2 separate regions of the Homo sapiens genome follow, and region 1 is linked to region 2. The links are chromatin loops, found by intact Hi-C in ENCODE. Cell type or tissue: HCT116. All regions are shown on one strand. Links, peaks and the distances in the headings refer to the core of each region. The heading gives the core; the rest is flanking DNA. Region 1 overlaps MAP3K2 (mitogen-activated protein kinase kinase kinase 2). Region 2 overlaps IWS1 (interacts with SUPT6H, CTD assembly factor 1).

Evidence for each region. Hi-C counts contacts between places; a loop is a spot of excess contacts. Peaks named below come from ENCODE experiments on the same cell type or tissue, not always from the same donor. Only the 100,000 strongest peaks of a DNase experiment are listed, where the experiment ranks them.
Region 1: it touches region 2 in a loop (2.3-fold over the local background); 4 of 110 quality-filtered maps call a loop at or near these places.

Annotation. Positions count from the first base shown.
Region 1 is chr2:127,365,472-127,376,816 of GRCh38, reverse strand. All of the region lies in intron 1 of MAP3K2 (mitogen-activated protein kinase kinase kinase 2), which reads left to right. It overlaps LOC124906074 (a long non-coding RNA gene), which reads right to left. Exons shown (of 4, transcript XR_007087227.1): 2 at 6,372-6,470. Among named protein-coding and RNA genes, the nearest start is that of MAP3K2-DT, 16 kb to the left of the region's middle. In HCT116, for the core only: a CTCF peak has its summit at 5,591 (motif pointing left); a DNase peak (open chromatin) is centred at 5,576.
Region 2 is chr2:127,473,687-127,485,031 of GRCh38, reverse strand. IWS1 (interacts with SUPT6H, CTD assembly factor 1) reads left to right here. Exons shown (of 14, transcript NM_017969.3): 14 at 3,857-4,220. The coding sequence ends at 3,988. Among named protein-coding and RNA genes, the nearest start is that of IWS1, 47 kb to the left of the region's middle. RefSeq lists an enhancer at 4,274-5,225. In HCT116, for the core only: a CTCF peak has its summit at 5,609 (motif pointing right); a DNase peak (open chromatin) is centred at 5,601.

The DNA.
Region 1 (11,345 bases), core at 2,012-10,011, 110 kb after region 2:
TGGGATTATAGGTGTGAGCCACCATGCACAGCATCAGCATGATTTTTAACTAGTTGTAGACTATTATTCTGAGTAGGCTGTGAACAAAAACCCCAATATCTCAGTGGCTTAAAACAACAGAAGGTGTATGTTTTGCTCATACCATGTATTCATTGAGGGTCAGCTGGGGGCTCAGCTCAACATTTTTGTCATCCTTACTTTGGGTCCCACTTTGGGACCTCACATGGGAGCAGCCCCTGTACGGAACTGCTGGGTCCAACCCGCAGACCCTGGCTGAATGATGGATGAACAAGTGCACTCAGACACCAGAAACCAGTGAAAGAGCGGGCTAGGGGACCAGGCCACCCACAGACACCAAGGAGGGTGCTGTAAAGAGTCAGCAGCTGCGGCCCTGACAAGCCTGCGCTGCCGGCATTTATTCAGTATAGATTTAATGACAAAGGCCTTGAGTCAACACACTGGTGGGCAGTTCACATGGTTGCGCTCCCCCCCTTCCCACCCTCCCACCCCAGTAGTCCTGCACGTGGATGATTAAAGGCCAGGTTCCAAGGTCTAAGTAAACTTATCTAGATCAGTTTCTTTACATTCCCTTTTTATCAACCTAAACTGTCAGGCACCGGATAAGAGAATCTGGCTGCCTTCAGCCAAATCTTTTTCCGAAGCTTTTGTAAAAACCTTACAGCCTTCCAAGAAGGTTTGCATCTTCCTACAGTTTTTCCCATCACCCTGACTGATCTCCTACATCTCTCCCTTTTCTGTTTTTAGCATCAGGTTTTGTTGATAGGAGAGTACAGATATGTGCAGTAGGTTTGTCAGGCGTGGTGGTAACTGCTCATATTCCAGCTTTGCATCCTAGCATTAGTAAATAACATAAGACAAACTTGAGTATAATCAACATTTTTTTTTTTCCAATCAAGGAGTGACCTATATTGTTACTCAGCAGTTCAGTTCATTGTGTGCTGTTACTAAGGAACCCCACTGGGGTTATGTTAATCTCTCTCAGCCAAGCAGTCACGTTGTTAGAAGCTGGGAAGGTCGGGTATTTGTCTAAGTAACAGGGCAGAAGAAAGGCGGATTTAGAGGATGGGCCAAATAGAGTGTAGCAGGTACTAGTTGCAGGCAGAGTGAGAGAATTAATCCCAGCACTTTGGGAGGCTGAGGCAGGTGGATCACGAGGTCAAGAGTTTGAGACCATCTTGGCTAACATGGTGAAACCCCATCTCTACTAAAAATACAAAAATTAGCTGGATATGGTGGCATGTGCCTGTGGTCTCAGCTACTTGGGAGGCTGAGGCAGGATAATCACTTGAACCTGGCAAGCAGAGGTTGCAGTGAGCCCAGATCGCACCACTGCACTCCAGCTTGGTGACAGAGTGAGACTCTGTCTCAAAAAAAAAATAAATAAATAAATAAATAATAATAAAGCATAACAAGGAGCAGATTATCTGGAGTGAATGGTGTCTGTGTCCAGAGCAGGATTCACTCAGTCTTCTGACTTGTCTTCTTGAGCATCCTGTCCGGGGCCTGTGTTGTCTGATGAAGCCACATTGTTCGGGGCTATGGGTCCCATAGGGTTATTTTCTTTATTTCTGGTACTGGGTTGGGTCCTAGCCACACCATGGTATGGTTCGATGCATTATGCTGGAATACAAAGAGGACCTGAGGGGGTGTGAACACAAGCATATCCTCTCCCCCACGTTAACAATTCATTTGGACCATACCATACATTACTGTTTACGTCTTTCCATAAAACTGCAGGTTTTATTTCTTGAGAGGTTTTAGCAAAGTGCTTTTCTACAGCTGATTGAAATTTATTTAAATTTTAAAAATTAAGGGTAAATAAGGCTTGTGCTAGTAGTGTTGCAGGGTCCTTATTCATATTCCCCCTTTTTTGTTTTCTGAGCATATTTTTAAGGCTGGATTGGGTACGTTCTATGGCCTGTCCTTGGGAGTTATACGGGATGCCTGTGGAATGTTGGATGTTCCATGTGTGACAAAATTGTTGAAATTGTGAGCTGGCATAAGCCAGACCATTATCAGTTTTAATTTCTGTGGGCCGTCCCATAAATGCAAAAGTTAAAAGAAGATGTTTAATGACATATCGGGTGGACTCTCCAGGAAGAGCATGAGTACTAATTAAATGAGAATTGGTATCAATGGATACATGTACATATCTACGTTTTCCAAATTCAGGGATGCGTGTAACATCTGTTTGCCAAAACTGATTAGGTTCTAGTCCTCTAGGGTTAACACCTGTTGAAGGAGGGGATGTGCCTGTGAACTGGCAATCTGGGCATTGTAGGGTAATTTGTTTAGCTAGTCTCTGGGTAAGTTGAAATTGTTTAGATAAGTTTCTCAAGTTTTGGTGGAAAAATTGTTGCAATTGGGTGGCTTGGTCAGGCAGTGATGTCATAACCTGTAGGTCTGCTTGATCATTGCCATAAGCCAGTGGGCCAGGCAGTGAGCTGTGGGCCCGAATGTGTGTAATAAAAATAAGATGTATACATTGATCTAGCAGTTGCTGAAGTCGGAGAAAAAGTGCACACAGGGTGGGCTCCAGAGTGGTCTTAATGAAGGCCGTCTCAAAGTTCTGCAATAAATAAACAGTAAGCAGAGTCACTAACAATATCGATGAGCTGAGTGGAGAAAGTTTCTAAGGCTAATATTAAGGCTCCAATCTCAGCTCTCTGAGTGCTAGTAAATCCAGAATGAGTGAGGGAATTATGTGATCTCCACCAGACAGCCGCTTTTCCATGTTTACCAGAGCCATTAGTAAACAATGTTAAAGCATTAGGTATGGGGGATTGAACTATTTTAGTAGGCAAAACAACAGAAGTACGAGATAAGAACTGAAGGAGTTTGTCAGCAGGAAGGGTATGCCCTATAAGGCCTGTGTAATCAGAGAGTGCTGTTTGCAGGTCCATAGATAAGGGTAATACTGCTTCAAATTGCTTTTTACTTAAAGGAATCCTGATGATATCAGGGTCATAACCTAGCAACTGATTGCATTGTCTGAGGCCTGAATAGATGACTTTATTGACTCACTGGACATAGAGAGAGAGTGTTTTAGTCCCGGTATGTGAGCAAAAAACCCATTCTAGAAAGCATAGCTCTGGGCCCATCTGTCTTGTTAACCCTGTAGGGGAGTGTTTAGTGGGAAAAACAAACAGCTGAACTGAATATCATGGATCTGTGCGATCTAATTGCCTTTGAGAGATAAATTGCTCTACTTCTTCAATTTCCCTTTGTGCCGTAGGAGTTAAATACCTAGGAGAGTCTAGGGCAGCATTGCCTTTTAAGATAGAAAACAAGTTTTGTAACTTATCAGTAGTTATGCCTAGGGTGGGGCAAAGCCAGTTAATATCACCTAGTAATTTCTGATAATCATTTAAGGTGTGTAAGTTGCTAGTATCTAATTTAAGCTTTTGAGGTCTTAGCAAGAAATTAGTCTGTATCCAAGATATTTCCAAGGAGAAGACATCTGTACTTTTTCAGGTGCTATGATTAAACCTCTTAACTGTGTATTCTTTGCTACAGAGTTATATAACCTTAAAATCACTGGCTCTGTTGGGGCTGCTAGTAAAATATCATCCATAAAATGAATAATCTTGCCATTAGGAAATTCTTTTCTACTGGGGAGAAAGCCTGATTTACATGATACTGACACATGGTAGGACTGTTCAGCATTCCTTGGGGAAGCACTTTCCATTGGAATCAGGGAGCTGGCCTTTCATTATTGATTGCTGGTATTGTAAATGCAAATTCTTCTCTGTCCTCTTCTGCTAGGGGAATAGTATAAAAGCAGTCTTTTAAGTCAGTAACGATTATAGGCCAATGTCGAATGGCCGTGGGGGAGGGGAGCCCCTGCTGAAGGGGCCCCATAGGTTGCAAATTAGCATTGATAGCACATAAGTCGTGCAAAAGTCTCCATTTACCAGACCTTTTGGGAATGACGAAAATGGGTGAATTCCAGGGGCTGTTTGATGGTTCTGTATGGCTGGCTTTTAGTTGCCCCTCAACTAATTCACGGGCTGTTTGTAATTTCTTTCCCTTTAAAGATCACTATTCTACCCAAATAGGATTTTGAGAGAGCAATGTCAAGGGTAGGGGAGGAATAACTGTGGCCATTATTAGAAAGAGGTCTGCAGAGTGACCCCCCCATTGGGCTAATAGGTCCCGTCCCCAAAGGTTAACAGGGAAGGGCATGAGTTGAGGTTGTATAACTGCCTTTCTTACCTCTGAATCGCAACAGGTTAGGGGGCACGTGCTCTGCTTGGCTGTGTGCGCTTCCCCAATGCCAACAATTTTTTGTTTCTGAGTGACCCAAGGACAAGTTTCTGGCTAGTTTTGATCATTAATGTTTGAAATATCCATCCGTGTGTCCAATAAGCCAGTAAAATTCTTATTTCCAATTTTTAAGGTGATCATGGGTCTCTGGTTAGTGATTAATTGATTCCAGTGTACTTTTGTGGCTCCTGTGCTTCCAAAACGTCCCTTTCCCCCTTTCTGGGCATTGGGGACCCAGTATGGTAAAAGCAGTAACAGAGCTGTCTTTGATCCCGGGGGAAGAAATATGCAGACCTTTACATTCCATCATAACTAGTATCTCACCTCAATAATCACTATCAGTTACCCCAGTGAGCACATTGATTCCTTTACTGGATAGGCTAGATTGCCCTAGGACTAATCCCACTGTTCCCAGAGGCAGTGGGCCCCAGATCCCGGTTGCAACCCTTTTAGTGTCTTCTCCTTCTTTTAGCACTAATTCATCGGGGCAGAGTAAGTCCAGTCTTGCGCTCCCAGTGGTGGTTGCTCTGAGAGAGAGGACTGTGGGCTTTCCATCTGACAGAGGAAAGCCACTGACATTGCCCCAGTTTGCAGCAGGGCCTGGGGTCAGCCCCTCATGAAGTTTCCCGCCTGGTTACTTACGGAGTTGTCGTTTTTATCAAATTTGGACTTGCATTGATTTGCCCAATGTTTCCCCTTTTTACATTGCAGTCATATAGAAGGGGGTTCTTTTCCTGAGTTACCTTGGTCTCTATTATTGGGACATTCCCTCTTCATATGACCTGCCTCTCCACATAGAAAACAATTTGGGTTTCCCTCCCTTTTCACTTTAGGAGGCCTTAATGCCATAGCCAATATTTTGGCTTTGTGTGTTTCAGTCCCCACCAGTTGACATGCTTGTGTAAGTTCCCTGACTGTGGCTGCCTTTCCTCTGATTGCATGCATTGCTTGTTGGCGATCCACATTAGCGTTTTTATAAGCCAATTGTAACAAGATATCAGTCCTGGGTGTGACTAATTTGTCTCTTAATTGCCTGGGTTAAACGATTGATAAATTCAACAAATGGCTCCTGAGGCCCTTGTCGAACATTTATAAAAGATCCCTGTTGATCTCTGCTTTTGGAAATTCTGTCCCAAGCCCCGAGAGCGCACAAAGACACTTGTGCATAGGCCTGGGGATCAAAATTAGTTGTTGTACATCGGCATGGGGACGCCTCCCCTGGAGCATAGCAGCTGTTACATCTTGCACGGCCACCTCGTTCTGGTTGGCTTGTTGTTCGCACAACTCATCGTATTCTGCCCTCTAGAGGAGGTACTGGCTGGCCTCCAAAATTGTTTTAGCTAGCACTGACCAGTCCCATGGGGTCATACGGAAGTTGTCTGCCAAGGCTTCAGTCATTCCTTTCGTAAGGAAATGGGCTAGCGGCTCTGTTTTCTTTAATGCTTTTTCTTAGCTTTTTATAAGCATTAAAAGAAATGGGTTCATGTACCTGATTGCATTGTCGTTCTTGCATTACTGGGCAGGCTAAGAGCTCCCCTTCTAATGCCACTTGCTTAAGACAGGGTCCCCCAGCTGTAGCATATCCCTTGTCTTTTCTTCTAGTTTATTGGAGGAGGGGGCTCAGGCAAAACCTCCGTTTCCTCTTTGTTATTTTGGCCCGGTGATAGCGGGGCTGAGGGATAAGGAGGCAGTAAGGTAGATGATGGTTCCTCCTCCCTCCCCTTTTTAGGCTCTTCTGTGTATAACGGGGCCAGAGCTGCCCTAACTAAAGCCCATAATGTTAAAGATGTTACTGGGACCTGTTGTCCTTGTGCATGATGTTTAAGATTTCTCCCCACTTGTTCCTAGAGCTCTATGGCTAGTGTACCTTCTTCCAGGAACCATGGGTTATGGGATACAACAGTTTGCATTAGGTCCCTTAATTGAGCCTGTGAAACCCAGGCTCCACTAGCTTTAAGCAGCTTTTTAAATACTTTTATATACTGTTTCTGTTGAGCTGATAACTGTTGTCCCTTGATGAAACCCTAGCCTGAGCAATTCCCTCGAACTTGGAAATTCAGAGCAGGCAACAGTGACTTACTGACCGCAGTTTTTTCACCTTCATTTTCAAGGGTTCTGTTGTGATCTGTTGCAGCATTCCTCACACAGGGCTCTACCTTCCGGGTCCGACCCGCAGACCCTGGCTGAACAACAGATGAACAAATGAACTCAGACACAGGAAGCCAGTGAAAGAGTGGGCTAGGGGACTGGGCCGCCCACAGACACTGAGGAGGGTGTATAAAGAGTCAGCGGCTGAGGCCCTGACAAGCCTGTGCTTGCGCTGCGGGCATTTATTCAGTATAGATTTAATGACAAAGGTCTTGAGTCAACACACTTGTGGGGAATTCACATGGTCGTGCTGCGCCCACCCCCACCCCCCGCTAGTCTTGCATGCAGATGATTTAGGCCAGGTTCCATGGTCTAAGTAAACTAACTTACTTAGATGAGTTTCTTTACATCCCCTTGTTACCTAACCTAAAGTTTCAGGCACCAGATAAGACAATCTGGCTGCCTTCAGCCAAATCTTTTTCCGAAGCTTTTGTAAAACCTTCCAGCCTTCCAAGAAGGTTTACATCTTTCTACAATTTTTCCCACCACCCTGACTGATCTCCTACACGGAACATTACTGGTTAATTAGTTAAGAGAGAAAAGAGACCATATCAGACTACACTCTGGCTTTTAAAGCTTTTACCTAGAAACATTCACCACTTTCACCCACCAGCTCTGGCCAAAGGAAGACTCTTGACTGTACTTGGGATATAAACAGGATGGGGAAATTTAATCTTTCCATATGCCCAGAAGGATAAAAACAAGTATTTGTGAACAGCCCTCCCACGGAGACAGTGTTTTCTGTGGAAAAGTTTTTGAAAATTAATTTTGAAAATCATTAAATGGAAGCCAGTGGGAAAAATGTGAGTCAATACTATTTCTTATTAGTCTTTGGAAAGAGATCTCCAATCTAAGATGAAGTCATTTTTTACTTGTTTATTTGCTGTTTTTTTTTTTTTTTTTTTTTTTTTTTAGTAGAGACGGGGTTTCACCGTGTTAGCCAGGAGGGTCTCGATCTCCTGACCTCGTGATCCGCCCGCCTCGGCCTCCCAAAGTGCTGGGATTACAGGCGTGAGCCACCGCGCCCAGCCTATTATTTGCTGTTTTGTAATAATACAGTCAGTCCTCTGTATCTGCAGGTGCTGCTGCATCTGTGGATTCAACCAACCACAGATAGAAAATATTTGAGAATGGCCGAGCACGGTGGCTCATGCCTGTAATCCCAGTACTTTGGGAGGCCGAGGCGGGCAGATCACAAGGTCTGGAGTTCAAGACCAGCCTGGCCAATATGGTGAAACCCTGTCTTTACTAAAAATGCAAAAAAAAAATAGCTGGGCGTGGTGATGCGTGCCTGTAATCCCAGCTACTCCGGAGGCTGAGGCAGGGGAATCGCATGAACCAGGGAGTCGGAGGTTGCAGTGAGCCGAGATCCCGCCACTGCACTCCAACCTGGGCAACAGAGTGAGACTCTGTCCACACAAAAATAAAAAATAAAATATTTGAGAATAATAATACTAGTCACAATTCAACAAGCTGGGTGCAGTGGCAAATGCCTGTAGTGCCAGCTACTTTGGAGGCTGAGGCGGGAGGTTTGTTTAAGCCCAAGAGGTCGAGGCCAACCTGGGCAACATCACAAGACCTCATCTCAAAAAGAAAAAAAAAATACAAATTTAAAAAATAACTTATAACAACTATTTACATGGCAGTTATATTAGGTATTAAAAATAATCTAGAGATGATTTAAAGTATATGGGAGGATATGCATAGTTTATATGTAAATACTTTGCCTTTTTATTTTTATTTATTTATTTATTTATTTTTGAGATGGAGTCTCACTCTGTCTCCAGGCTGGAGTGCAGTGGCACGATCTGGGCTCACTGCAACCTCCACCTCCCTGGTTCAAGCCATTCTCCTGCCTCAGCCTCCTGAGTAGCTGGGACTACAGGCGCATGCCACCACACCCGGCTAATTTTTTGTATTTTTAGTAGAGATGGGGTTTCACCATGTTGGCCAGGATGGTTTCGAACTCCAGACCTCGTGATCTGCCCGCCTCAGCCTCCCAAAGTGCTGGGATTACAGGTGTGAGCCACCATGCCCGACCGCCTTATTTTTATTTTTTTGAGACAGTGTCTTGTTCTGTCACCCAGGCTGGAGTGCAGTGGTGTGATCTCGGCTCACTGCAGCCTCTGCCTTCTGGGTTCAAGTGATTCTTGTGCCTCAGCCTCCCAAGTACCTGGGACTACAGGGGCACACCACCACACCAGGTTAATTTTCCTATTTGTAGTAGAGACAGGGCTTCACCATGTTGGCCAGGCTGGTCTCAAACTGCTGACCTCAAGTGATCCACCCGCCTCGGCCTCCCAGAGTGCTGGGATTACAGGCGTGAGCCACCATGCCCAGCCGATACTTGCCATTTTATATGAGGGACTTGAGCATTTGCAGATTTTGTTATCTATGGGGTCCTGAGACAAGTCCCTTGTGGATACTGAGGGATGACTGTAGTTGGATGCTCCTAAGTCATATTTTATTTTAGATTTGTGACTTAGACGTGTTTAGATGTGTTTCATTATCATTATTTGAGAGTTTCTAATTACTGTAAAGTTTGACTGGCTTTGTTACATTTTAATGGTATTATGGAGGTTTTGTTTTGAGACGGAGTCTCACTCTGTCACCCAGGCTGGAGTGCAGTGGTGCGATCTTGGCTCACCACAACGTCCGCCTCCTGCATTCAAGCCATTCTCGTGCCTCAGCCTCCCGAGTAGCTGGGATTACAGGCATGTGCCACCACGCCTGGCTAATTTTTGCATTTTTAGTGGAGATAGGGTTTCACCATGTTGGCCACGCTGGTCTCAAACTCCTGACCTCAGGTAATATGCCTGCCTCAGCCTCCCAAAGTGCTGGGATTATGGTTGTGAGCCACAGTGCCCTGCCTGGAGTTTTAATCCAAAGTATTTTATTCTAATGTGATAGGGAAATGAGACCTAATGTCTCCTGATTCAGTTTAAGGAGAGATAGATCAACATTATGTTTCATATGATGGCTTTAATGTATATTCTGATTAGGCATTTTAAAGTAACCTGTTAACTCCTTTTTAAAGTTAATAATATCTTATTGTATAATATACATATGTCAGACAGTATTTACAAAACTTCTTAGTTGCTCAGATACTATAAGGAAACAAGATAAGTAGAGGGTTGCTCAGCCTTAGATTGATAAAAATCTACTTTTAGAGATGATGTGACATTAATCCAACCAGTCTGTGATCAGTACATGGCTGCATTCTTTTGACTTCACCCCCAAGCTGTTATGTCTCTTCATATATAATCTTGCCCTGTGATTTGAGAAAGGGTAGGTTAGTTATGTGTTCTGAGATCATGTAATGTATATTAATAAAAATACAAAAATTAGCCGAGTGTGGTGGTGCATGCCTGTAATCCCAGCTACTCGGGAGGCTGAGGCGGGAGATTGGCTTGAATCCGGGAGGTGGAGGTTGCAGTGAGCTGAGATTGTGCCACTGCACTCCAGCCTGGTGACAAAGCGAGACTCTGTCTCAAAAAAAAAAAAAAAAAAAAAAACCCTTGACTGTGGGACAGCTTAGTAATGAACTCCAGAATAGTAAGCATTGAGCCTTAGAAAATAACAGAGAACAGAATTATTCTCATGTTATGAGTGGAGAACCAAGACTAATAAAATACATTTTTGGAAATATGTTAGCCAAAAAGGTAGGGAGTGGGGTGAAGATCTTTTTGGAGAAGGAAAAAAAGTATTGGAAAAATTGTACATACAGTCTTCCTTTATGCCCAGTAGCAACCGAAAAATAATTCAGGGAGACACTTGGATAAGCCCAAAATGATTATATAAAAAAGTGAAGCTTCCTTACTTCAAATGGGGGGAAAAACACATTTTGGGACAAACTATACATCACGAAATATTTTTCTTCTCAGAATTTTTTATTTCTTGTTCTTCCTTTCTCAATCTTCACATTTCTAACTAAAGCATACACGTATCCTCTGAGTATTCTTTTTGTTTTGTTTTGTTGGGTTTTTTTTTTTTTTTTCCAGAGATAGGGTTTTTGTATGTTGCCCAGGCTGTACTCAAACTCCTGGGCTCAAGGGATCCTCCCACCTCAGCCTCCTGAGTAGCTGGGGCTGCAGGCATACACGACCACACCTGGCTAACCCTGGAGTGTTTTTAGCTAATCTTGTTCTTAGTTAATAAATTGGTATTGACGTTTGTTAATCTGTTACCCACTCTAGTATTCTCTCCATTAAATATTGCTTTTTGCAAATGGGAGGATCAAGTAGTGAGATACGACTTTTTTGGAATGAGGGTTACTTGTTCCTTGGAAGCAAAGGAGGACAGTGCAGAACTGATAAAACAAGGTTTGTTTGGAAGCAGTCAAATTGGAGACCAAATGATGTAGATTTTGTTATATATGCAAGAAGATCTCAGAGGGAAAGCTGCAGAGATTTCTTGGTCAGTAGATTGGGAGGAAGCTTGAGTACTTGAATCATTTAAGGGCTCAATCAAGAAAACAGAGCTACTATGATATTATGGAATAAGGGATTTAGGAAAGGAATAGGACTTCATACAGCTGTGGGAGAAACTCCAGAAGTCAGAGTCTGTAGGGCAGGTCAGAGAAAAGCTACTATTCAGCCTCTTTGAAGCAGTTGTGCAGTGGTCAGCTCAGCGTTTACAGGTGAATCTGAGAAGCCAGGTATGCCCAGCTACTGGAGTGGGACCACACACTGGAGCTGGTGAAAAGTCTGTGGAGAGTTGTCACCTCTGTGTAGCTGCCTCTTTTGTGGTCCTCAGTCAAGCTTTTGGTGGTGAACCTGGGGTTGCTGTTTGGTCAGCAGGGTTGGCAATCAAGAAGAGGAGCTGTATACAGAGCAGAGGAGAGCTGCGCAGTCGGCTGGCAACTGCAGCTCTATCTAACCATACTCTTCAGAAAGTCTTTTGCTCTTTGG
Region 2 (11,345 bases), core at 1,884-9,883:
CTGTCCTTTTTCTTTTTCTTTTTCTTTTTCTTTTTGAGACGGAGTCTTGCTCTGTCGCCCAGGTTGGAGTGCAGTGGTGCGATCTCCACTCACTGCAAGTTCCGCCTCCTGGGTTCACACCATTCTCCTGCCTCAGCCTCCCAGTTAGCTGGGACTACAGGCTCCTGCCACCATGCTCGGCTAATTTTTTGTATTTTTAGTAGAGACGGGGTTTCATCCTGTTAGCCATGATGGTCTTGATCTCCTGACCTCGTGATCCACCCGCCTCGGCCTCCCAAAGGGATTACAGGCATGAGCCATCTCCTTTTTCATTGTTTCTTCTCTCTTTTTAGCCGTCTTTCATATTTCTCTTAACATTTTTATTTTTGAGAATTGGGAACTACAATATGGCAAAGAAAATAGGTAATAAAAACTCTTAGTGGCCAATCTGCTTTGAAAGCAGAGGTTGTGTTTCCAGGGCTGTGTCCCTGTGTGCTGATGTTTCTGGTTCTGGTCCCACTTCCCCATAGGTGGAGCAGGGTTGCATATTCACTCAGGACTTGCTTCCACATTGTAGACGCTAATGAGCAGTATTAGAAAAGACATGTCCAGGAAAAGAAATGGAAATGGGTTTCCAATGAAACACTTTTTGTCTTAAGTATCATTTTTGTTTTCAAAGTTATGTAAATAAATATAAAAAATAAATAGGGTTTTTTGTTTTTTGTTTTTGTTTTTGTTTTTGAGACGGTGTCTCACTCTGTCGCCCAGGCTGGAGCATAGTGGTGCAATCTCTGCTCACTGCAAGCTCTGCCTCCCGGGTTCACACCATTCTCCCGCCTCAGCCTCCTGAGTAGCTGGGACTAGGGCAGGCGCCCACCACCACACCTGGCTAACTTTGTTTTTGTATTTTTAGTAGAGATGGGGTTTCACTGTGTTAGCCAGGATGGTCTTGATCTCCTGACCTCTAGTGATCTGCCCGCCTCGGCCTCCCAAAGTGCTGGGATTACAGGTGTGAGCCACCATGCCCGGCTAACAATTTGAGGTTTTAAATGTATTTCCAGATATGCCTTGAACTTAGTTTTTATAATTATAGAAAATGTTTAAGTACAAAGAGAAACATTATTCATGGTCCTAGCATTCAAAAGCAGTTTGATGTATTTGTTGTCTTTTTTCTACTGATAACGTTAATTAAAATTATACTAAATATCAGCCTGGACAACATAGCAAGACTCCATCTCTACCAAAAAATTAAAAAATTAGCCGGGCATGGTGGCATACATCTGTAGTCCTAGCTACTTGGGAGGGTGAGGTAGGAGAATCACTCGAGCCCAGGAGTTTGAGGCTGCAGTGAGCTAGAATCATGCCATTGCACTCCAGCCTAGGTGAGACCCTATCTCTAGAAAACACACACACACACACACGCACACGCACACACACACACACACACAGCCCAACCCCCCCACCCCACCACCCCCCGCCCCGACCAAATTATAATTTTGGTTATTTTCCTTCATTAAACCACCTAGTCGATTTATCATTTTTAATGGCTGCATAATGGTCTATCCTGAATATAATTTGCTTTTTTTTTTATTATGTATTTTCTTTCTTTGTAGAGATGGTTTCACCATCTTGCTCAGGCTGGTCTCAAGCGATCCTCTGGCCTTGACCTCCCAGCGTGCTGGGATTACGGGCGGGAGCCACCACACCCGGCCATGAATATAATGTGTTTATTCGTTCGTTTATGATTTCTGATTTTTTACTCCTAAATAATGTAGTAACCTGTGCTACATTGTATTTTTTATATGTTCATTTACTCCGTGGAATACTTCTAAAATAACAGTAAAATGACAAAGGAATGCCTATTTTTTCATGAACTTTTAAAAATACAGAAAGCATAAATAAAATTAATGCCATCTGTAATCCCACCACAACTTAATGTTAACATTTTAAATTATTTCTTTTTTTTTCATACATATGCATAGACAATTACTGGGTTTTTGTTTTGTTTTTTGTTTTTTTTTCAAGCGACATTGTGATTGTATTCTTTTATACCTTATTGGGTTTGTTTTTTACTTACCATGGTAAAAATCCATTTGAGTGAGCATTCTTGAGTGGTTTTGCATTGTGTCTTCACACAGTTGTACCATAATTGAAGCTGCTTTTGGCCTTGCTCTGGTAAAGCAGTGTAGCACACACTCTTAATTTCTAAGGAAGTGTAGCGTTCCCTTGATGAATCAGGAGAGAGATCATTGAACTTGGTGTATGAGGTACTCTGGTCTGTCTTTTCAAGCTTGGGGTAAGTAGGCATCTGCAACTACCAGTCATATATTTTGTAACCCACTGGCCCGTGTGTGCCCTGATTGCTGAGGCTAGACAGATCCATCAGGGCTTAGACAGTTAGTGAGGGTCCTGGGAGTAGGCGAAGGGAAGTCCAGTTAATGTGTGAAGCTGCTGGGAATTGTGTAGTTGGCAGAGATTTGAGCAGGTAAAGCTTCCGATGTGGACCAAGTACAAGTACTAAGATCACGGCACATCCTCTAAAAGGAAGTCAGATATTTGGGACTGTCCAGGAAATCTGGGAGATAGTGTGATGGTGGCATAGCTCTTTCTCATCTGACACTTTTTATGCTTACTCAGAGTACGAATGCCAAGTATTGAGACGATACAGAATAATATTTGAATTGAGATATTCCTAGAAAGACAGGTCAACATGGCTCTTGGTCAAGAATGACTTAGAGTTCCTTGCCTAGTGCTCAGCTGGCTTCATGTCATAGTTGAGGCTGGGTCCACAGGTGGGATAAGATTCCACCAAAGCTCACCAGGCTGGTACTGACCCCAGAGTGTCTCCCAGGCCCTACCTTATTTTAGCATTCTTTTGAATTGAGTTTCAGAGGTGATTCAGTAGTAAATGTATGGGGAGAAGAATTAGAAAAACCCATCTCTTTTTAAGCAGTCATCATTCTTAAACATCTGAATTGTTTTACAACAGAGTCAGCAAACCTTTCTAGCATTTCTAAAAGATGGCAGTTTCTTGGAGACCACATCTTTGCAAGGCAGTATTTTCAAAATATAAAATAGCCCCCAAACCAAACCTTTAAACATGAAGGGCAAATGGGTAAAGACTTAATATTCTTTTTGTGTCAAGTATACTTAATGTAAATCTAGTTGCTTGTGAAGTAGTAAAATAGTAATAGCTCCTATTATTTTGAGCACTGACTATATGTGCTCAGCCTCTGTGCTTGGATCTGACATCACTATCTCATTTCCTTCTCTCAGCAGTTCTGGAAGGAGTACCTACCCTGGGTATGCTTTGCCCAGGGTCACAGAAGTTACTGAATTAGAGCAGGGATTCACCCCAAGTGTAAAAACTCAAGAGCTCCTGCACTTAGGGGTTTACTTCACTAATCATCTAACCTCATTTATTATGCTTAAGGCTTTTTCTCAGCTGACCTGACTTTGCTTTAGGTCATTCTTTTTTATGCCAGCACTGTTTGAAAGTGCATGTCAAGCGGCTAGCTCCACATTTGGTCTTCGAAAGGGAAACGCATGCAGTTAAAACGTAATGTACATGATGGAATTGGGAGGATCATAGTCTCAGTTTCCCCCCCCCTTTCTCCCATCTAGGAGACCTCCATGGACTGCAGCAAAATTAAAAATAAAGCACAGACAACAGAATTATTCTTCACTGAGAGAGTTTAATATGCGTTTCTAACACCATCTATACTTGCTTTGTTGTTCTTGAGGTCATCAACACACATTCTGGTTATTCCAGAGCTAGAAGCTCTTCTGGTTGCTAACTCAGTTATAAGAAGATGAAAGACATAACTAGACTTACGTATTTCAGTAGTTTGCTCTTTAATTTTTCCCTTACTCTTAGTTTCAGGCGACCTCCAAGAAGGGTATCAGTCGACTGGATAAACAGATGAGAAAGTTCACAGATATAAGGAAAAAAAGCAGATCTGCACACGCAGTGAAAATCAGCATTGAGGGCAACAAAATGCCATTGTGACCTTGCCTGGAATGTGTCCCCATCTCTACTCTAAGAAATGCGCAATGGACTCTTTGGAGAAAGAAGATATTTTAAAACATTTTTAGTGTGTCTGTAAATGGTTCAGCGTGTATCAGATGTTGTCATAGGACTCACATTTCTCTCAGTTATATTTAAAACCGTTGTGTACTTTGTACAAAGGAATACTAGTCATACTTCTATAAACTTTACACAATAAAATTTCATTCTGGTTTTTGGGGGGCTGTCTCTTCATTTCTTAGAGGATACATTCTTAATAGGGGCAAAGATTGTTTCTTGTTGTGTGGGAAAAAATCTTATGATATTATAGGGGTTTGTGACCCTTAGAGGTTCAATCCTCCCTCATTGTGGTATAATGAGGAATTTGTGTGGCCTTTGCCCCTGGTTGCTGACAAGGAATGTCTAAAACACTTGTGGTTTCCTGAGTGATAGAGCGTCTCTTGTTATGCTAACGAGGTGACTGTATGGTGGGCTTTAGGGTGGAGGCTGGTAACCAGAAACAGCTACTACAGAGGGTTGGGCCAGCAGGACCCGGGAGATTGAGACGCAGTCAGTGACCTGTTTGATTTAATCAACCATGCCTGCCAAATGGGACCTGATGAAGAGCTCTGGACCCCACAGCTCAATGACGCTTCTTGGTTGGTGAAAGCATTGGTGTGCTGGGAGGGAGAGGATTCCCCTCCATGAGGACAGGGGCACAGAAGCTCTGCCTTCCCTCCCAGACCTTCCCTTATGTATCCCTTCATTTGACTGGCCCTCCTAATTCATATCTTCTGTAGTAAAACTAATCATAGTGTTTTCTAGGGAAGGATAGTGCTTTCCTGAGTTCTGTGAGTCATTTCAGCAAGTTCTTAAACCTGAGAGGTTTATGAGAACCCCAAATTTGTAGCTGGTCAGAAGCGACAGTAGCCTGGATGCCTCACTTGTGGCTTGCATCTGAAGTGGGGGCAGTATTGTGGAGGACTGACCTCTTAAACCCGTGGAGTCTGATGCCAGCTCTGGGTGTGTCGTATCAGAATTGAATTGCAGTACCTCAGTTGGGGTGGAAATGGAATACCAACAAAATCTTATTAATGTGTTTCTCTTATTTGGGATAATTATTTTGATTTTCATTTTTCTCTGGGATGGGGGCTTATAACAGAGAAAAGATCAAGAAATACTACTGTCTTCAAGGAAATATGGATATAACTGAAAATCACTATGCCGAAAGCTTAGAGCAGTTGAGCAGTTAGAGGAGAGAGAAAAATTATAGCTTGTAGCTATGTTTCTTGTTGCTCTATTTTTGTGATAATAGTCTCTATAGACTTAATTATGAGAGGTCTCTTAAGGTCAAGATGACGAGGCCCAAGAACGTTTTATCAACTAGATTATTTTAATTTCAGAAATCCTATTCTGATACGGATTGGCACCTTGATCTTCAGAAACACATAAAACTACTTTTGGCCAAAAAAGCCTTTGAACAGCTAAAATAATGAAGTTTAGATACTAAAACACTGCTCACAAGAAACTCTCAAACTATTTACTTCCAGCAAACGCAGAAGCACAGTGGGATATAGTGCTTTGTAAAAAGCAGGTGCATAAAGGCATTAGAAGGTAATAGCTAGCCACTAGATGGAGACAAAAACCTAAGCTTTTCTGCAATGTTTCATACAAATACCCTCAAAAACACTTGAGAAGGAAAAAGCAGAGGCATCTAGTGAAGCCTTACACTGATCATTAAAAAATAAATTTGAAACAAAGACAACAAAGGTTGTATTTAAGAAAGATTTTTAAGTTACACAATTTTGTCATTTAATGGGGTAAGCTCCAATTACCTGAAAATTTCACTATTACAGGGTAAAACTTTAACGATGTTGGCAAGTAAAAAGTTTTAAACCATACCCGGGGAATTCAAAATGGTAAGAGATTCTCCTGTACTGTGTTTGAAGGAAAAAATTAGTTTCTATATAAATGATCCTTGGTGTTGGTTTTATGGCAGCTCAAACCTAGCTGGCCAGAAAAACCTTTAATTTTGAAGATATTTCCAATTTATAGTAGTTGCAAAAATAGTAAATAAACTCCGGTATACTCACTGATATTTACCAAGTGTTAACGTTTTGCCACGTCATTGACTCTGTCATCTTGTATATGCATAGAGCTATTTTTGCAGACTCAGAGTAACTTGCCGACAACTTGCCCCTTGAGCCCCAAATACTTCAGCATATTTCTTCCAAGAACATAGACTTTAGTTTTGTCCCAGAATTGATGATACTAACTTTGACAACTTGGCTATGATGATACAGAGTTGTGGGGGATTTTGTTTGTTTTTTAAGAGATGGGTTCTTACTGTGTCGCCCAGGCTGAAGTGCAGTGGTGTGATCCTAGCTCCCTGCAGCCTTGAACTCCCAGGCTCAAGCAATCTTCCTGCCTCAGTCTCCTCCCAAGTGGCTGGGACTATAGGCATGCACTCTCATGCTTGGCTTTTTTTCTTCCCCTTCCGGTTTTAAGATTTACTATCTTAAACAGTTTTACCGCTCAGTGGCATTGAGTATGTTCACAATGTATCGCCATCACCACCATTCATCTTCAGAAATCTTCTCATCTTGCAAAATTTTAACTCTACCTATCAAAGAACTCTCCTTCCTCCCCCAAGCTCTTGGCAACCACCATTCTACTTTCTGTCTCTTACGAGTTGTCTGTTCTAGGTACCTCATATAAGTGGAATCATACATTTGTCTTTTTGCGACTGTCTTATTTCACTTGGTATAATGTCCTCAAGGTTTGTCCATGTGTCCAAATTTCCTTGCATTTTAAGGTTGCATAATATTCCAGTGTGTGTATATACCACATTTTGTTTGTCCATTCATCTGTCAATGGACACTTGGGTTGCCTCCACCTTTGGCTATTGTGAATAACGCTGCTGTGATCATGGGTGTACAAGTATTTGTTCAAGACCTTTTTTTCTTCACTTTTAGAGATATTAAAAAACAACCATTTTTTTTTCCAATTCTTTTGGTTATATACCTAGAAGTAGAATTGCTAGATCATATGGTAATTCCATTTTAAATTTGTTTAGAAAGTGCCATACATACACTTTCCATAAGGGGCTACACAATTTTATATTCCCACCAATAGTACACAAGAGTTCCAATTTCTCCATATGCTTGCTAACACTTGTTATTTTTATTTTTTGATGGTAGCCATCCTAAGTGATGTGAGGTGGTATCTTGTGATTTTAGTTTGCATTTCCCTAATGATAGTGATGTAGAGCATCTTTTAATGTACTTTTTGACCATTTATATATCTTCCTTGGAGAAATGTCTATTCAAGTCATTTGCCCAGTTTTATATTGGGTTGTTTGGTGTGAGTTGTAGGAGTGCTTTGTGTACTCATGTTAATGCTTTATCAGCTATATGATTTGCAAATACTCTCTTTCATTCTTTAGATTGCCTTTTCACTCTTGATTGTGTTCTTCGTTGCACACATTTAAATTTTGCTGTATCTCACTTTTTTCTTTTATTGCCTGTGCTTTTGGTGTCATATCAAAAAAATTATTGCCAAATTCAATATTATGAAGCTTTTACCCTATAATTTTGTAAGTTTAGTTCTTATGTTTAGGTCTTTGATCCATTTCTAGTTGATTTTTTGTATGTTGTGTAAAATAAGGTTCCAACTTTATCCATTTGCATATGGATATCAAGTTTCCCCAGCAACATTTACTGAAAAAAACTTATTTTCCCCATGGAATGGTCTTGCAAGTCTTTTCAAAAATCATTTGACCATATGTGTAAGAGTTGATTTCTGGACTTTCTTCTTTTCCATTGGTCTGCATGTTGCAATATAGAACTGTCTGTGTGTCTGTCCCCACTGAAGTCAGGACGTGTGAGTCTTCCAACTTTGTTGTTTTTCAAGATTGTTTTGGCTATTTGAGATTTCATGTGAATTTTAAAATGGATTTTTCTATATATGCAGTAAACATTATTGGTATTTTGTTAGGAATTGCATTGAATCTGTAGAGGTGCTCTGGGTAGTATTGACTTCTTAACAATATTAAGTCTTTGAATCATGACCATGGAATATCTTCATTTATTGGTGTCTTCTTTAATTTCCTTAATGTTTTGTAGTTTTCTTTTCCTTTTTTCCTTTTCTTTTTCTTTCTTTCTTTTCATTCTTCTTTTTGATTCAGATTCTCCCTTTGTTGTCCAGGCTTGTCTCAAACTCCTGGCTTCAAGCAGTCTTCCCACCTCAGCTTTCCAAATAGCTAGGACTACAGGTGTGTGCCACCATGCCCGGATAATTTTTTTTGTAGAGTTGAGGTCTTGCTATGTTGCCCAGGCTGCTCTTCAACTCCTGGCCTCAAGCGATCCCCCTGCCTTGGCCTCCAAAGTGCTAGGATTACAGATGTGAGCCACCATGATGGCCTGTAGTTTTCAATGTAGAAGTCTTTCGCCTCCTTGGTTAGGTATATTCCTAAGTATTTTATTGTATTTGATGCTATCATAATTTGTTTTCATAAGTTCCTTTTAGGATTGTTCATTGTTAACATGTAAAAATGCGACTGATTTGTATTGATTTTTGTATCCTGCAGCTTTTCTGAATTTGTTTATTCTAACAGTTTTGTTTGGCTTTGGGGGTGTTTTGTGGACTCTGGGCATTTCTACATGTAATATCATGTTGTCTGCAAACAGATAATTTAATTTCTTTCCAGCTTGGATGGCTTTTTAGTTTCCTTTTTATGCCTAATTGTTTTGGCTAAGATTTCCAGTACTATGTTGAACAGACGTGGTAAAAGTGGGCATTCTTGTCTTGTTTCTGATAAAAAGCTTTCAGTCCTGAGTATGAGTATGATATTAGCTGTGGGCTTTTCATATATGACATTTATTATGTTGAGTTTCCTTCTGTTCCTTGTTTGTAGAGTGTTTTTTTTTAAATCATGAAATGGTGTTGGATTTTGTTAAATGTCTTTTCTGCATCAATTGAGATGATCATGAGTTGTTTTCTTCATTCTGTTAATGTGGTGTATTATATTGATCGATTTATATTTGTTGTTGTTGAACCATCCTTGCATTTTGGGAATAAATCCTTCACGGTCATGGGGTGTAATTCTTTTAGTGTGCTCTTGAATTTTCTTTGCTAGTATTTTGTTGAGGATTTTTGCAACATATTTATCAGGGATATTGGTCTGTAGTTTTAGTGCCTTTGGTTTTGGTATCAGGATAATACTGACTTCATAGTTTGGAGTTTGGAAGTGTTTCTCTTCAATTTTTTGAAGTATGAGGAAGATTGGTATTCTTTTTTAAATGTTTGGTAGAGCTCACCAGTAAGGCCATCTGGTCCTGAACTTTTGTTCATTGGGTGTTTCCTTACTAGTTATAGATCTGTTCAGATTTTTATTTTTTCATGATTTAGAGTTGGTAGGTTGTGTTTCCAGGAATTTAATTTGTCCGTTTTGTCTAGGTTATCCAACTTGGTGGCATACAGTTGTTCATAGTAGTGTTTTATAATCCTTTTTGTTTCTGTAAAATGGGTCATAATGTCCTCGCATTTGAGTCTTCTCTTTTTCTTCACCTAGCTAAAAGTTTGTCAATTTTGTTGATATTTCTGAGGAACCAGCTCTTGTTTTCTTTGATTTTTTTTTCTCTTTTTTTGTATTCTCTGTTATGTTTATCTCTGCTCTAATCTTTATTATTTCTTTCCTTTTGCTTGCTTTGTGTTTAGTTTGTTCTTCTTGTTCTTTAAGGTATAAAACTAGGTTGTTGATTTGAGATCTTAAAATTTGAGCATTTGTAGATACAAATTTCTTTCAGCATTGCTTTTGTTGCATCCCATAAGCTTTGGTGTTTTTATTTTCATTGTCTCAAGTTATTTTCTTATTTCCCTTGTGACTTCTTCCTTGACCCATTGGTTGTTTAAGAATGTACCATTTGATTTCCACATATTTGTGGATTTTAGGGTTTTCTTTCTGCTATGGATTTCTAATTTTATTCCATTGTGATTAGAAAGCTACTTTATATAATTTCAGTCTTTTCAAATGTTTTAAGACTTACTTGTGGCCTAATAGCCTGTCCCAGCGAATGTTCCATATACTCTTGAGGAATATGTGTATTCTGCTTATTGTTGGGTGGTATGCTTTTTGTCTATGTGTTAGGTCCAAATGGCCTATCATGTTGTTCAAGTCCTCTTTTTGAGACAGGGTTTCACTTCTGTCACCCAGGCTGGAGTGAAGTGGTGCGATCTTGGCTCACTACAACCTCTGCCTCCCAGGCTCAAGTGATTCTCCTGCCTTAGCCTGTCAAGTAGCTGGGACTATAGGCGTGCACCACCATGCCTGGCTAATTTTTTGTATTTTTAGTAGAGATGGGGGGGGTTTTACCATGTCGCCCAGGCTGGTCTTGAACTCCTAGACTCGAGCAATTCACCCGCCTCAGCCTCCCATAGTGCTGAGATTACAAGTGTGAGCCACTGCGCCCAGCCTCTGTTTCTTTTTTGATCTAGTCTCTTGCTTTTCTATCAGTTATAGAAAGTGGGGTATTGAAGCCTACTGTTACAGTAGGCCATCTGTTCCTCCCTTCAGTTCTGTCAGTGTTTGTTCATATATTTAGGAGCTCTTATGTTTGCGGTGTGTGTGTGTGTGTGTGTGTGTGTGTGTGTTTGTGTATGTTTATAATTGCTATATCTCATTGGTGAATTGATCCTTTTAAAAATATATAATGTTCTTTGTCTTTTGTACCAGTTTTTGACTTAAAGTCTATTTTGTCTGATATTAGTATAGTCACCCCTACTGTCTTCATTACTATTTGCATGGAATATCTTTTTCTGTCCTTTCTTTGTCAACCTGTGTGTGCTTAGATCTAAAGTGAGTCTCTTGTAGACAGTATGTAGATGGACTCTTTTTTTTAAATTCATTCTGGCAATCTGTCTTGATTTGGGAGTTAAAATTCATTTACATTTAAAGTAATTACTGATGGGGAAGGACTTACTGTTGCCATTTTGTTGTTTTCTGTATCTCTTATAGGCTCTTTTTGTCCCTCATTTACGCCCTTACTGTGTTTCTTTGAGTTCAGTTGATTTTGTTTTTCTTTTTCTTTTTTTTTTTTTTTTTTTGACACGGAGTCTCGCTCTGTCACCCAGGCTGGAGTGCAGTGGCATGATCTCGGCTCACTGCAACCTCTGCCTCCCAGGCTCAAGCGATTCCTCTGCCTCAGCCCCCTAAGTAGCTGGGACTACAGGCACGTGCCACCACGCCCACCCAGCTAATTTTTGTATTTTTAATAGAGACAGGGTTTCACCATATTGGCCAGGCTGGTCTCGAACTCCTGACCTTGTGATCCGCCCGCCTCAGCCTCCCAAAGTGCTGGGA